Regions from separate parts of the Homo sapiens genome. Here region 2 is linked to region 1. Evidence: read pairs that join two places in POLR2A ChIA-PET (ENCODE). Cell type or tissue: HepG2. All regions are shown on one strand. Each heading gives the region's core, and the rest is flanking DNA. Links, peaks and the distances in the headings are about the cores only. Region 1 has its middle 5.0 kb from the start of JUP. Region 2 overlaps ATP6V0A1 (ATPase H+ transporting V0 subunit a1).

Region 1 (8,486 bases), core at 3,696-7,695:
TTTTTTTTTAATTATTGTGACAGCTCTGAAAAATAGTTAGGATGAGAAAACGACCCTCATTGTAAAGATGAAGAAACCGAAGTTCAGAGAAGTCACAAAACTACAAAGTGGCACACCCCAAGCTAGAACCTCCTTCCTCTCATTTGAAGGACCATCAAACCAGCTGTTCCCCTCATGGAAGAGGAGCATAGACATAAAATGTCAAGGCAATGGGGAAGGGGCAGAGAAAAGGCACAAACACTTGGAGGAGAGACAGAACAATTAATTGGCACAAAAATACAGTATTGGTGTCAGGAGGCTTTGGTGGGCTTGGAAACATCAAGCAGCAGATCTGAAGGAAATCCAGCCCTGGCATGAAAGAAACGGGGCAGGCCAGGCGCAGTGGCTCACTCCTGTAATCTCAGCATTTTGGGAGGCAAAGGCGGGTGGATCACCTGAGGTCGGGAGTTCAACACCAGCCTGGCCAATATGGTGAAGCCCCATCTCTACAAAAAATACAAAAAGTTAGCCGAGCGTGGTGGCGGGCAACTATAATCCCAGCTGCCTGGGAGACTGAGGCAGGAGAATTGCTTGAACCTGGGAGGCGGAGGTTGCAGTGAGCCGAGACCATGTCACTGCACTCCAGCCTGGGCATGACAGAGCGAGACTCCATCTCAAACAAAAAAAAAAAAAAGAAAAGAAAAAAATAAACCGGGCAGCACACCCCTCTGCGATAGGAGAGCCTGGGGTAGAGATCAGAGAGAACTTCTCGGCCAGGCGTGGTGGCTCATGCCTGTAATCCCAGCAATTTGGGAGGCCAAGGTGGGCAGATCACTTGAGGTCAGGAGTTCGAGACCAGCCTGGCCGACATGGTGAAACCCCATCTCTACTGAAAATACAGAAATTAGCCAGGCATGGCAGCGGGCACCTGTAATGCCAGCTACTCGGGAGGCTGAGGCAGGAGAATGGCGTGAACCCGGGAGGCAGAGGTTGCAGTGAGCTGAGATCATGCCATTGCACTCCAGCCTGGGTGACAGAGTGAGACTCTGTCTCAAAAAAATAAAAAGGACTTCTCACAGGCAGCTTAAGAAGACAAGGGCACTTCCTTTCTGTGGTTGATGACATGAATGCTGCTCGTGGCTGTATGGTGTGCCAAGGGCCCTACAAACATTCCTTCATTCAACACTTGAGTATTCATTGTCAACTGTATGTTAGGCACTGGTGAACACAGAAAATAAAACCTGGTGACACAGGAAATAAAAATGATCCCAACCTTCAAAGAGCTCATAGAAGGATAAGCAGAAGCAGCGTGTGTGGGTGGGTTTTGGAGGAGTGGTGGTTTAGAAAAGGGTCCCCCATCAACAAAGCTCTACAGCCCCAAAGCTAGCACACAGGATGGGCTGGATGAAGGTACCTTAGCAGCAACCTTGACCACTTTCCCCACCAGAGAAAAGAATGGTAGCTGAACATTCTCCCTTCTGAAGTTGCGCCATCCAAAAGCAGGGCCAGGGAGATACGGACATCCCTGAACTAGTGGCCATCCCATAACCAGGGCCACCGCCCTTTGCCTGTTTCCTCAACTCTCCATCCTCCAGCTTACCTCCCTATCTTTATCCCTGCCTTACCCCTGCCCCATCCACCTGCTTGTCACCCTGTCACATAGAGCTGTAGCCAGGCCACAGCTGGGGAAGGAATGGGCTCACAATCCTGGACTGCTGCAGCTGCCAGGGTTTCATTTCTTCCCCCTTCTGCCCACCTCCCACCTCCACACATGCACACACACATACGTCCCAGCTCCAAGCCTGGCCTGACTCCTTCCTATTTCTCCTGACCTCAGCAAAGAGGCAGGGTAGGGCTGGTTGACTGCAGAGAGGGGTGGAGGAGCCCATGTGGGTGGAGGAGCAGAAATAAGGTTTCAGAATAAACCGTGTGTGTGTGTGTGTGTGTGTGTGTGTGTGTGTGTCTCCCCAGAATGCCCCCTGCGTGTCTTAGCATGGAACATGTTGCATAACACCAGCCCCAGAGCTAAACACACAGGCTGGGACTGGTGGAAGCACCACCACAGCAGCGGCAAAGACTGGGATTAGAGCTGAGTCTCTCCTCCCAGATCAAGGGATTCTCTTTAAGCACCTACTATGTGCCTGGCAGGCACTGAGATTCATCTGTATCTGAGAATACAGAATAGAATCAGAAATGATGTTTCCTAGACTCAGCTGTCTGCACAGGCAATTTGGTCTCTTGTGAAAGGAGGTATGTAGGGATAGGATGGGGGTTTCTGTGACCACAGTCTCCCCTGTAGCTTGAACTTGAAGAAAAGGCCGCAAGGTCATCTTATCCAGTCCCCTGCCTGCAAACCTTTAAAGGCAAGAATTCTCTGACAAATGTCCAGGAAAGAAGATCCTGCAGCCTCCCTTATGGTGAATGCCCCTGTCTCCTTGTTCTAATGTCCAGCCTCAATTCCTATTCCTGCAGTTTCAATTCCTTCCTCTTGCCCAGGGCTCAGTGGAAGCAGAGTCCATGGGCTGCCAAAAACACATATGGGTAACTCAACCTTGCAGCTTGCTAGTGCTTCAGAGTAGAGAATATAAGGGTACCACATGGCCCATCTCAAGCTGCTGCAGAGACAGAAGTAACTGGCGCAGAGAGGTTCAGTGAGGGACTGGTGGGAGGGAGGCTCTTTTCTAGGGGAGGGTGCACACCATCAGCCAGTGTCCAGGACCACCAGGCCACCGTCCTCTCCTTATCTCACAACCCCCCTCATCTTCCACGAGGCCTCTGGGCCATACAAGGAGATGGAAGAGTTTCTGTTCTCCATTCAAACACAGTCCTTAGGGCCGGGCACAGTGGCTCATGCCTGTAATCCCAGCACTTTGGGAGGCCGAGGCGGGTGGATCATCCAAGGTCGGAAGTTCGAGACCAGCCTGACCAACACAGAGAAACCCCATCTCTACTAAAAATACAAAAAATTAGCTGGGCGTGGTGGCACACACCTGTAATCCCAGCTACTCAGGAGGCTGAGGCAGGAGAATCGCTTGAACCCGGGAGGCAGAGGTTGCAGTGAGCAGAAATCGTGCCATTGCACTCCAGCCTGGGCAACAAGTGCGAAACTCCAGCTCAAAAGTAAAAAAAAAGAAAAAAAACCCACAGTCCTTATTCTATGGGGGCCTTTTCCCCAGAGACAGGTAGAAATTTAGACGTACACAAGCCACACACACACACACACACACAACCTTCTATGCTCACACCTCAGGGATATACACTTGCGGGTGCAGATTCAGATACACAAACACCAGCTTTCTCTAATACACGCGCGCGCACACACACACACACACACACACACACACACACACACCCTTCTTCCTGCCTCTTCAGCCTCAGGTAGCCTAAGACATAACCACTTCTATAAAGGGGAGCCCAGGGTGACCAGCTGGGTTGCCAAACTTCAGGCTGATGATGGTACATTTTCATCACCCAGTAGCCTCTTCCCCGCGCTTTGCAGCAGCAGAAAAGGAAATCACACAACGGGAGGTTCTTCCCGGATGGCAGACTTGAAAGAAAGGCAATGCAGAAAGCTAGAGGCACCTTGGGTATGAGCCATCTCTCAGCCCAGGGACAAAGCCAGCCTTTTTTTTTTTTTTTTTTTTTTCTCAGAGACAGGGTCTCACTCTGCTGCCAGAACTGGAGTGCAGTGGCGAAATCACAGCTCACTGCAGCCTCAACCTCCTGGGCTCAAGGGATCCCCTAGCCTCAGCCTCCTGAGTAGCTGACCACAGCCGCTACCACACCCAGCTAATTTTTTTTCTTTTTTTTGGTAGAGATGAGGTCTCACCATGTTGCCCAGGTTGGTCTGGAGCTCCTGGCTTCAAGTGATCCTCCCACCTCAGCCTCCCAAAGTGTGGGGATTACAGGTGTGAGCCACCACACCTGGCCAGAGCCATCTTTACACCCAGTTTCTCTCCAGGTCCTGGCCTGTTTTTTGTTTTTTGTTTTTTGTTTTTGGAGTCTCACTCTGTCACCCAGGCTGGAGTGCAGTGGTGCGATCTCAGCTCACTGCAACCTCCGCCTCCCGGGTTCAAGTGATTCTTCTGCCTCAGCCTCCTGAGTAGCCGGGACTACAGGCACGTGCCACCATGCCTGGCTAATTTTTTGTTTTTTTTTTTCTCAGTAGAGACGGGGTTTCACAGTGTTAGCCAGGATGGTCTCGATCTCCTGACCTCGTCATCCGCCTGTCTCGGCCTCCCAAAGTGCTGGAATTACAGGCCTGAACCACCATGCCTGGCCGATCCTGGCCTTTAAAAGGCCTCCACTCTGGCCCTCCTGGGGTTGCCCCCTCCACACAGGGGCAAAGGGACAGAGGAGCCTACATGGACTTCACATTCCTTCTAGACCACACTCCAGGGACCAGCACCAGAAACTCTGGAATTCCTGCCCAACACTGACCCTACTTTCCAGGCCTGCAGGTCGCTGACTCTGGTCCTTCTCCCCAGGAGCAGCGGCACCAGTGCTACTGTGCATGGACACACTTGGGCCAAACTAGGGACATGACAAAGGGCAGTTATTGCTGGGGTGGGGAGATAGAGGCAGCATGGATGCGCGCTAGGAAATCTCCATGCAAGGGCTGGAGGACCTTGTGGCGCAGGCAGAGCCAGAGGTGCTAAGGAAAGGGAAATAGTCCAGGCCCTGGCTGGGGGCCAGGGAGGAGCCGTTCTCCATGGGGCTGCCATGCCCTGACACAGTGAGAACTTGGGACTCCATCATGGACTTTCAGGTCATCGCGGGGGTGCAACTGTCAAGGTATATCTGACCTAGCAGTTCAGGAGCATGCTCCATTTTTTGTTTTTTTGGGTTTTTGTTGAGACAGAGTCTTGCTCTGTTGCCCAGGCTGGAGTGCAGTGGTGCAATCTTGGCTCACTGCAACCTCCGCCTCCCAGGTTCAAGTGATTATCATGCCTCAGCCTCCCAAGTAGCTGGAATTACAGGCACGTGCCACCATGCCCGGCCAATTTTTGTATTTTTAGTAGAGATGGGGTTTCACCATGTTGGCCAGGCTGGTCTTGAACTCCTGACCCCAAGTGATCCACCCGCCTCGGCCTCCCAAAGTGCTGGGATTACAGGTGTGAGTCACCACAACTGGCCTGGGAGTGTGCTCTGTAACTTACCTAGATCTATGGCATGTAGGCCTCATTTGTGCTCTTGGCCCTGCCCACTGGCTTTGGGGGTGGGGGCTTACTCAGAAGGCCCCCTTCAGGGCTCGGGGAGGACACAGCTGCAGAAGAGCCTGCAGGCTCCCAAACTCTGCTGGCTGGAGTGGGCCCAAGCATGGCCAGAAGCTGGGAAGGGAGCAGGAGGCTGCAGGGCTCTGGAGGGAGGCTGTGGGGAGATGGACTCCTGCCTTTTTTCCTGCCTTGTGTCCAGGGGAGGGGCCTTGAGGCCAGAGGCTGCCCACAGCCTGGTCCTGTGGGCGTGTGTCTTTTAATTACAGATGTAGCTCCAGCGACACTTCACTGCAAGGCGTGTGGGTGGGGATGGAATGTCAGAAGGAAAACAGGAGACAAGAAAACAGAGATAGGACGGGCCAGAAATAGTACAGGCCAGGGTGAGATAGCAGCGGCCAGTGGTGGTGGAGGGAGAGGCTGGAGGAGGGTCTGTCGAAACCTCTCCAGAGAATGCCTGTCCCAGGCTGCCCCTCCTTATTCACCCCAAGCCCCGCAAGTTGAAACTCCAGGACCGGTGGCATCTAGATCGGGCTCCAGAGCTGGTTCACCAACTCCCTAAGCAACACCCTCCTCCTGAGTGGGGAGGGGTAGCCGAGCCTTTGCGACCTGAGTCACCCGCTTCCTGCTCCTGGTCTGGGCGACTCCATGCACAGGCTGACACAGCTGGGGCCCCACCTGCCCTGCCAGCCTGTCCCGCTCCTCCCTCTTTCCACAAGCCAGGAGAGATGCCTGCCCTGACAAGGCATGCTTCCCACGGAGAGGCCATCCCTCTCACGCGCACACACGGCTGGAGGCAGCCATTTCTCCCTGACCTGTGGAGAGCCTTGGGAAGAGGAAGAAGGCATAGTCTAAGCGGAGCCCCCTTTTCCCTGCATCTATGAAGAAACTGCGGCTGGAGCCAGGAGAGGGACTTCCCCAAGATCACACAAGAAAATTCCTGGCAGGGCTGGGACTTGAACCTTGGTCTTCTGCCAGCCAGTTCACCTCCCCCACCAATGTAGGTCTCTTTCCACCCCAAGGAAGGCAAAGACGGGCTGCAGTCAGGGAGGAGACGAGAACCAATTTTGCCAGCTTGATTTTGTCAGCTCAGAGGTGTGACCCCAGGAAAACCTTGGAGTTAGACAGCCAGGGCTGGGGGAGGGGGTGGCTCTGGGTGGTCCCAGACTCAGGCCTTACTTCCCCTAAGCCGACCAGCGGATGGCACCACCTAGAGCCTCTAGCCATCAATTATGCAAACAGACCCTTCCCCACCCCCGCCTCTCGCCCTCCGGCCCTCTCTGCTTCCCAGGTCTTTAAGCGCTGGACTCCACCTGGCTGAGAACTGGGACAGGACTCAGCGGCCCCTGGCCTTGTACTTTCATCCCATCTTTCCCAGTCCCATCCCACGGCCCCCAGGGAATTTGAGAGTTGAGATCCTTGAATATTTCATCAGCACTTCAGCCTCCAGTGGAAGCAGCAGCCAACTTACATCTCCTGGAGCATTTATGGCCCCAACAGAGAACCTGGAAGTAGCCAGGGGGAGGGGTGGGTGCATGGGGGAGGGTGAAGCTTGGGCCAGGCTGCCAATAAGGGTTGATGGAGAAGAAGGCTGCCGGGTCCAAAGTGTGTGTGAGCTGGGGGAAAGGGGCTCCAAAGCCGGGAACATTTCCGTGTTTGAGGATACAGATGTATTTTAAAATAAATAAACAAAATGGAGTTATCAAAACAATTATACGCAAGGTTAAAGTCATATGACAGGGTTTTCTGACTTCAGTCCTGCCCCTGTCTCGTGACTGGGTTTATAACCTCATCCGGAGATAAGGTAAAAAATTTTAATGGGAGCTTTTTTTTTTTTAGGGCTGTGAGGCCCTCAAATGACCCCCTACTGCCTGGGGCCAGGGAGGAAAGGCCAAATTCTCCAGCTACATTGGCTGAAACTTGCCCCTTCCCAGCCTCCTCCTCCAGGAAGGTCAGGAGGATTTAGCCCAGTAGTCAAGGAAAAATAAAGTAATTTGGCTTAGCTACCCCTTATTTTACCCCAGAAACACAATATCACACTTTTCTTCTGAAAAGAAAGGTGAAAAGGGTGACCTCAAATGGAAAATGTCAAGTTCTCTTGGCCTCTTCTTTGCACATGACCTCACTTAGTAAGTTCTTCTGGAGAGCGAAAGGATCAAGGCTGAGCGAGGTGGCTCACGCCTGTAATCCCAGCACTTTGTGAGGCCGAGGTGGGCAGATCACCTGAGGTAGAGAGCTCGAGACTAGCCTGACCAACATGGAGAAACCTTGTCTCTACTAAAAATACAAAATTAGCTGGGCTTGGTGGCGGGCACCTGTAATCCCAGCTACTCAGGAGGCTGAGGCAGGAGAATCGCTTGAACCCGAGAGGTGGAGGTTGTGGTGAGCCGAGATCGCGCCATTGCACTCCAGCCTGGGCAACAAGAGCGAAACTCTGTCTCCAAAAAAAAAAAAAAAAGAAAAGAAAAGAAAAAAGAAAGGATCAAGTGCAGATGCTCCTCAACTTCAGAGGGGGGTTATGTCCTCATAGACATTGTAAGTTGAAATGCAATATAGGGAGCCCCCATCTGTACAAAACGTTAAAAAATGAGCTGAGCATGGTGGCACATGCCTGTAGTCTCACCTGCTCAGAAGGTTCACTTGAGCCTGGAAGGTGGGGGTTGCAGTAATCCGAGATCATGCCACTGCACTCTAGCCTGGGCAACAGTTCGAAACCCTATCTCCAAAAAAAAAAAAAGAAGATTGTGAGAGGAGACAAGGGGAAAAAATTAAAATTAAAAATTAAAAAAAAAGAAGAAAATGTACTTAATACACCTAACCTACATCATGGCTTAGTTTAGCCTACCTCAGATGGGCTCAGAACACTTCAGCCTACAGTGGGGCAAAATCGCCTAACATGAAGCCTATTTTATGAGAACTTGTTGAATATTTTGGCCAGGCACGGTGGCTCATGCCTGTAATCCCAGCACTTTGGGAGCCCAAGGCAGGCGGATCAGTTGAGGTCAGGAATTCAAGACCAGCCTGGGCAACATGGTGAAACCCCGTCTCTACTAAAAATACAAAAAATTAGCCTGGCATGGTGGTGCGCGCCTGTAATCCCAGCTACTCAGGAGGCTGAGGCTGGAGAATTGCTTGAACCCGGGAGGCGGAGGTTGCAGTGAGCGGAGATTGCGCCACTGCACTCCAGCCTGGGCAACAACAGTGAGACTCTGTCTCAAAAAATAAAAAGAAGAACTTGGTGACTATCTCATGTAATATACTGAATACTATACTGAAAGTGAAAAAATAGCATGG
Region 2 (4,000 bases), core at 1-4,000, 690 kb after region 1:
GAGTGAAACTCTGTCTCAAAAAAAAAAAAAAAAAAAAAGTGTTGACTTAATACATCGGTCTGACCTAATCCTGTTTTGGTCCTTCTGGTACATTAGGATTACTTTCTGAGATTATTTAAATTAGATAAGTTAAGAAACTTCGATGTTCTTATATTCCAGGTTCCGAGCCTCACTCTATCCCTGTCCTGAGACACCACAGGAGAGGAAGGAAATGGCTTCTGGAGTGAATACCAGGATTGATGATCTCCAAATGGTATGCAGAAGGCTGGAGGGAATTTGTTTTTGTGAAATACTGGAATACGAGACCATTATCCTTCCTTGAAATGCTGATATTCTATAAGGTACCTGTAGCAAACCAGGATACCAAAAAAAGAAATGTACATGGGTAATATGTCCTTCTGGGAGCTGAGAAAGTATCAGGGAATGATGGTTAAAAATAGCATTAGCCATCCTCAAACGAGACAGGAATGTAAAGCATCTAGAATCGTTGTTGCCTAGCATATTCAATTCCTCTCCACCTCATGGGTCTGAGATTTTTTTTTTTTTTGAGACAGAGTCTCACTCTGTCACCCAGGCTGGAATGCCATGGCGCTGTCTCAGCTCACTGCAACCTCCGCCTCCTAGGCGCAAGTGATGCTCCTGCCTCAGCCTCCTGAGTAGCTGGGATTACAGGCATGTGCCACCATGCCCGACTAATTTTTGTATTTTTATTTATTTTTTTGAGATGGAGTCTTGCTCTTTTGCCCAGGGTGGAGTGCAGTGGTGTGATCTTGGCTCACTGCAACCTCTGCCTCACAGGTTCAAGCGATTCTCCTGCCTCATCCTCCCAAGTAGCTGGGATGACAAGCATGTGCCACTAAACCTGGCTAATTTTTGTATTTTTAGTAGAGACAGGGTTTCACCATGTTGGCCAGGCTGGTCTCAAACGCCTGACCTCAAGTGATCCTCCCACCTTGGCCTCCCAAAGTGCTGGGATTACAAGTGTGAATCACTGTGCCTGGCCTAATTTTTGTATTTTTAGTAGAGATGGGGTTTTACCATATTGGCCAGGCTGGTCTTGAACTCCTGACCTCAAGTGATCCACCTGCCTCAGCCTCCCAAGGTGCTGGGATTATAGGCGTGAGCCACTGCGCCCAGCCAAGTCTGAGATAGTTTTTTTTGTTTTTTGTTTTTTGTTTTGTTTGTTCGTTTGTTTGTTTTTGAGACGGAGTCTCTGTCACCCAGGCTGGAGTGCAGTGGCGCGATCTCGGCTCACTGCAAGCTCCACCTCCCGGGTTCACGCCATTCTCCTGCCTCAGCCTCTCGAGTAGCTGGGACTACAGGGGCCCGCCACACGCCCGGCTAATTTTTTGTATTTTTTAGTAGAGACAGGGTTTCACCGTGTTAGCCAGGATGATCTCGATCTCCTGACCGTGTGATCTGCCTGCCTCGGTCTCCCAAAGTACTGGGATTATAGGTGTGAGCCACCGCGCCCGGCTGATAGTTTTTATGATAATAATTTTTTAAAAGTATGCTTAGTTAAGACAAATATATATCAAACAATCTAAAAATACATGAGTAGTCAGTTCTGCCTTCTCCCACACACCCTCCTGAGGCAGCTGGTCCCAATAGCTCGGCATGCATCCTTGCGGTCACCTTTGATCTTAACCACACAGACTAGCCAAAAAGCTCTGGTGTGACTTTTGTACCCAAGAAGAGACTGTGTTGGAGTTTTGCCAAATTGCAGTAAGTGTGGTTTATGCACACCACGGTTATCACAGGGCTCTGAGGGAGGAGTTGTGAACTGTGTGTACATGGAAGGAAAGGCTGGTGAGTGGGGCTTTGTTCCCTTTGAAAGAATGAAAGTGATGATTGCCCCCTTAGAATATTAATAAACATACTTAATCCCAAAGGCAGTTCCTTTTGGCAGTGGCAGAATTGTCAGGAATTGTCAGGGGTATGTTGTAACTTCCATTTCTTTTTTCTTTTCTTTTCTTTTTTTTTTTTTTTGAGACAGAGTCTTGCTCTGTCTCTCAGGCTAGAGTGCAGTGGCGCGATCTCGGCTCACTGCAACCTCTGCCTCACAGATTCAAGCAATTCTCCTGCCTCAGCCTCCTGAGTAGCTGTGATTACAGATGCCTGCCACCATACCTGGCTAATTTTTGTATTTTTAGTAGAGATGGGGTTTTGCCATGTTGGCCAGGCTGGTCTTGAACTCCTGACCTCAGATGATCTGCCTGCCTCGGCCTCCCAAAGTCCTGGGATTACAGGTATGAGCCACCGTGCCCAGCCTGTAACTTCCATTTTAACTCTCAGTGACCTCCATCATATATGACCCACCAACCTGACCTATTGCTGGCTCCTTTGAGATACACTTAACCTGTTTAAGCAGAGAGAGAGAGTTTTAGAACTGCTGGTGAGTGATAGGCTATATTAGTATATTCTGGGTTCTAAGGCTGTCTTAATCTCCTTCCAGACCTATGGGTAGATTTAAAGAGCATATGTGGTAGTCATTATAACTGACCAGAATTTGATTTTTTAAAAATCTAGCTGTAGGAACTGAAAGTTTAAAAAGGGATTGAATACCAAGGAATGGGATGAGGAAAGAGAACGGCAAATAGAACATTGCTTGCTAGTTTCTTTAGCATCCTTCTAGAAGAAGGGTTTTTTGTGTTTTGTTTGTTTGTTTTGTTTTGTTTTGTTTTGTTTTGTTTTAAAGACAGATCTCACTCTGTCACCCAGGCTGGAATGCAGTGGCACAATCTTGGCTCACTGCAGCCTTGACCGACTAGGCTCAAACAATCTGTCTCAGCCTCCCAAGTAGCTGGGACTACAGGTGCCTGCTGCCATGCCCAGCTAATTATTTTTTGGTATGTTTTTGTAGAGATAGGGTCTCACTATGTTGCCCAAACTGGTCTGGAACTCTTGACCTCAAACAATCCTCCTGCCTTGGCCTCCCAAAGTGCTGGGATTACAGGAGTGAGTAATAGTAATTGTGAAATAGTCCACAACCAGAAGGAAAGAAAGTAGCTATCTTCAAGTGATGTGTTTCCTAGCATGACATGGCTTTGCTTTTAAAAACAAAGCAAAACAAAACAAAGGAAGTCACCTTCCTCTGCCCAAGACAATTTTTCAGGGAGTAGTTACTGCTTTGTTCTGAACTAACTTGAAGAATTGTCTATGATGGAGACTTGTGCTTTGGGTTGCTTGCCTAATTTCTTCCAGTTGGAAGCAACAGGCTTAGCCACACCTGCTATTAAAAACTTAAATATGGGCTGGACATGTTGGCTCATGCCTGTAATCCCAACACTTTGGGAGGCCGAGGTGGGTGGATCACGATGTCAGGAGTTCGAGACCAGCCTGACCAACATGGTGAAACCCCGTCTCTACTAAAAATATAAAAATTAGCCGTGCATGGTGGCGCGCGCCTGTAATCCCAGCTACTCAGGAGGCTGAGGCGGGAGAATCGTTTGAACCCGGGAGGTGGAGGTTGTGGTGAGCTGAGACCACGCCACTGCACTCCAGCCTGGGCCACAGAGCGAGACTCCATCTCAAAAAAAAAAAATTAAATATTTGGTATTAAGCCAGTGGAATGTAAAATGTTCCTGTACCTTCCTCCCACCTTAGTCTTGGCACTGTAATTCCTCTGAGGGAAATCTGTACTGATTTCAAAAGGATCAACACTGAACCATTTTTTCCTCTGATGAGAAGCCTGACATAAAGGTAACACCTTAGCTGCCCTCATGATGGCAGTGGTATGTGGCAGTCCAAGCCCCCTGTAAAGATCACAGGTGCTCCTGATCCCATGGCGTCTCCTGGCCCATGTTCCCAGTGTAGGCTGGTGGTGGTATTCAGCACTGCCTCTTTCCACCCTCTCCTGATGCTGGCCCATGTGCAAAGGATTCTGTGTGGATTTGTTAATTTGTCAGCTCCTGGGCTTGTGATGCCTACTGAGTTACATTCCCCACATAGAAAGTCGTTGCTCTTTAATAAGCCAAGTTAAAGGCAGTGACCTACATTT

The links. Peaks named below come from ENCODE experiments on the same cell type or tissue, not always from the same donor. Only the 100,000 strongest peaks of a DNase experiment are listed, where the experiment ranks them.
Region 2: POLR2A ChIA-PET joins it to region 1 with 5 read pairs; 1 of 35 experiments calls an interaction of 5 or more read pairs at or near these places.

Annotation. Positions count from the first base shown.
Region 1 is chr17:41,787,515-41,796,000 of GRCh38, forward strand. No RefSeq gene overlaps it. Among named protein-coding and RNA genes, the nearest start is that of JUP, 5.0 kb to the left of the region's middle. RefSeq lists enhancers at 4,019-4,682, 5,347-6,010 and a cis regulatory region at 5,162-6,015. In HepG2, for the core only: a CTCF peak has its summit at 6,402 (motif pointing right); DNase peaks (open chromatin) are centred at 5,717, 6,171 and 6,527; H3K4me3 peaks cover 1,721 bases.
Region 2 is chr17:42,482,879-42,486,878 of GRCh38, forward strand. It overlaps ATP6V0A1 (ATPase H+ transporting V0 subunit a1), which reads left to right. Exons shown (of 22, transcript NM_001130021.3): 9 at 160-253. Among named protein-coding and RNA genes, the nearest start is that of MIR548AT, 9.9 kb to the right of the region's middle. RefSeq lists a silencer at 1,763-1,822. In HepG2, for the core only: a CTCF peak has its summit at 1,612; a DNase peak (open chromatin) is centred at 1,693.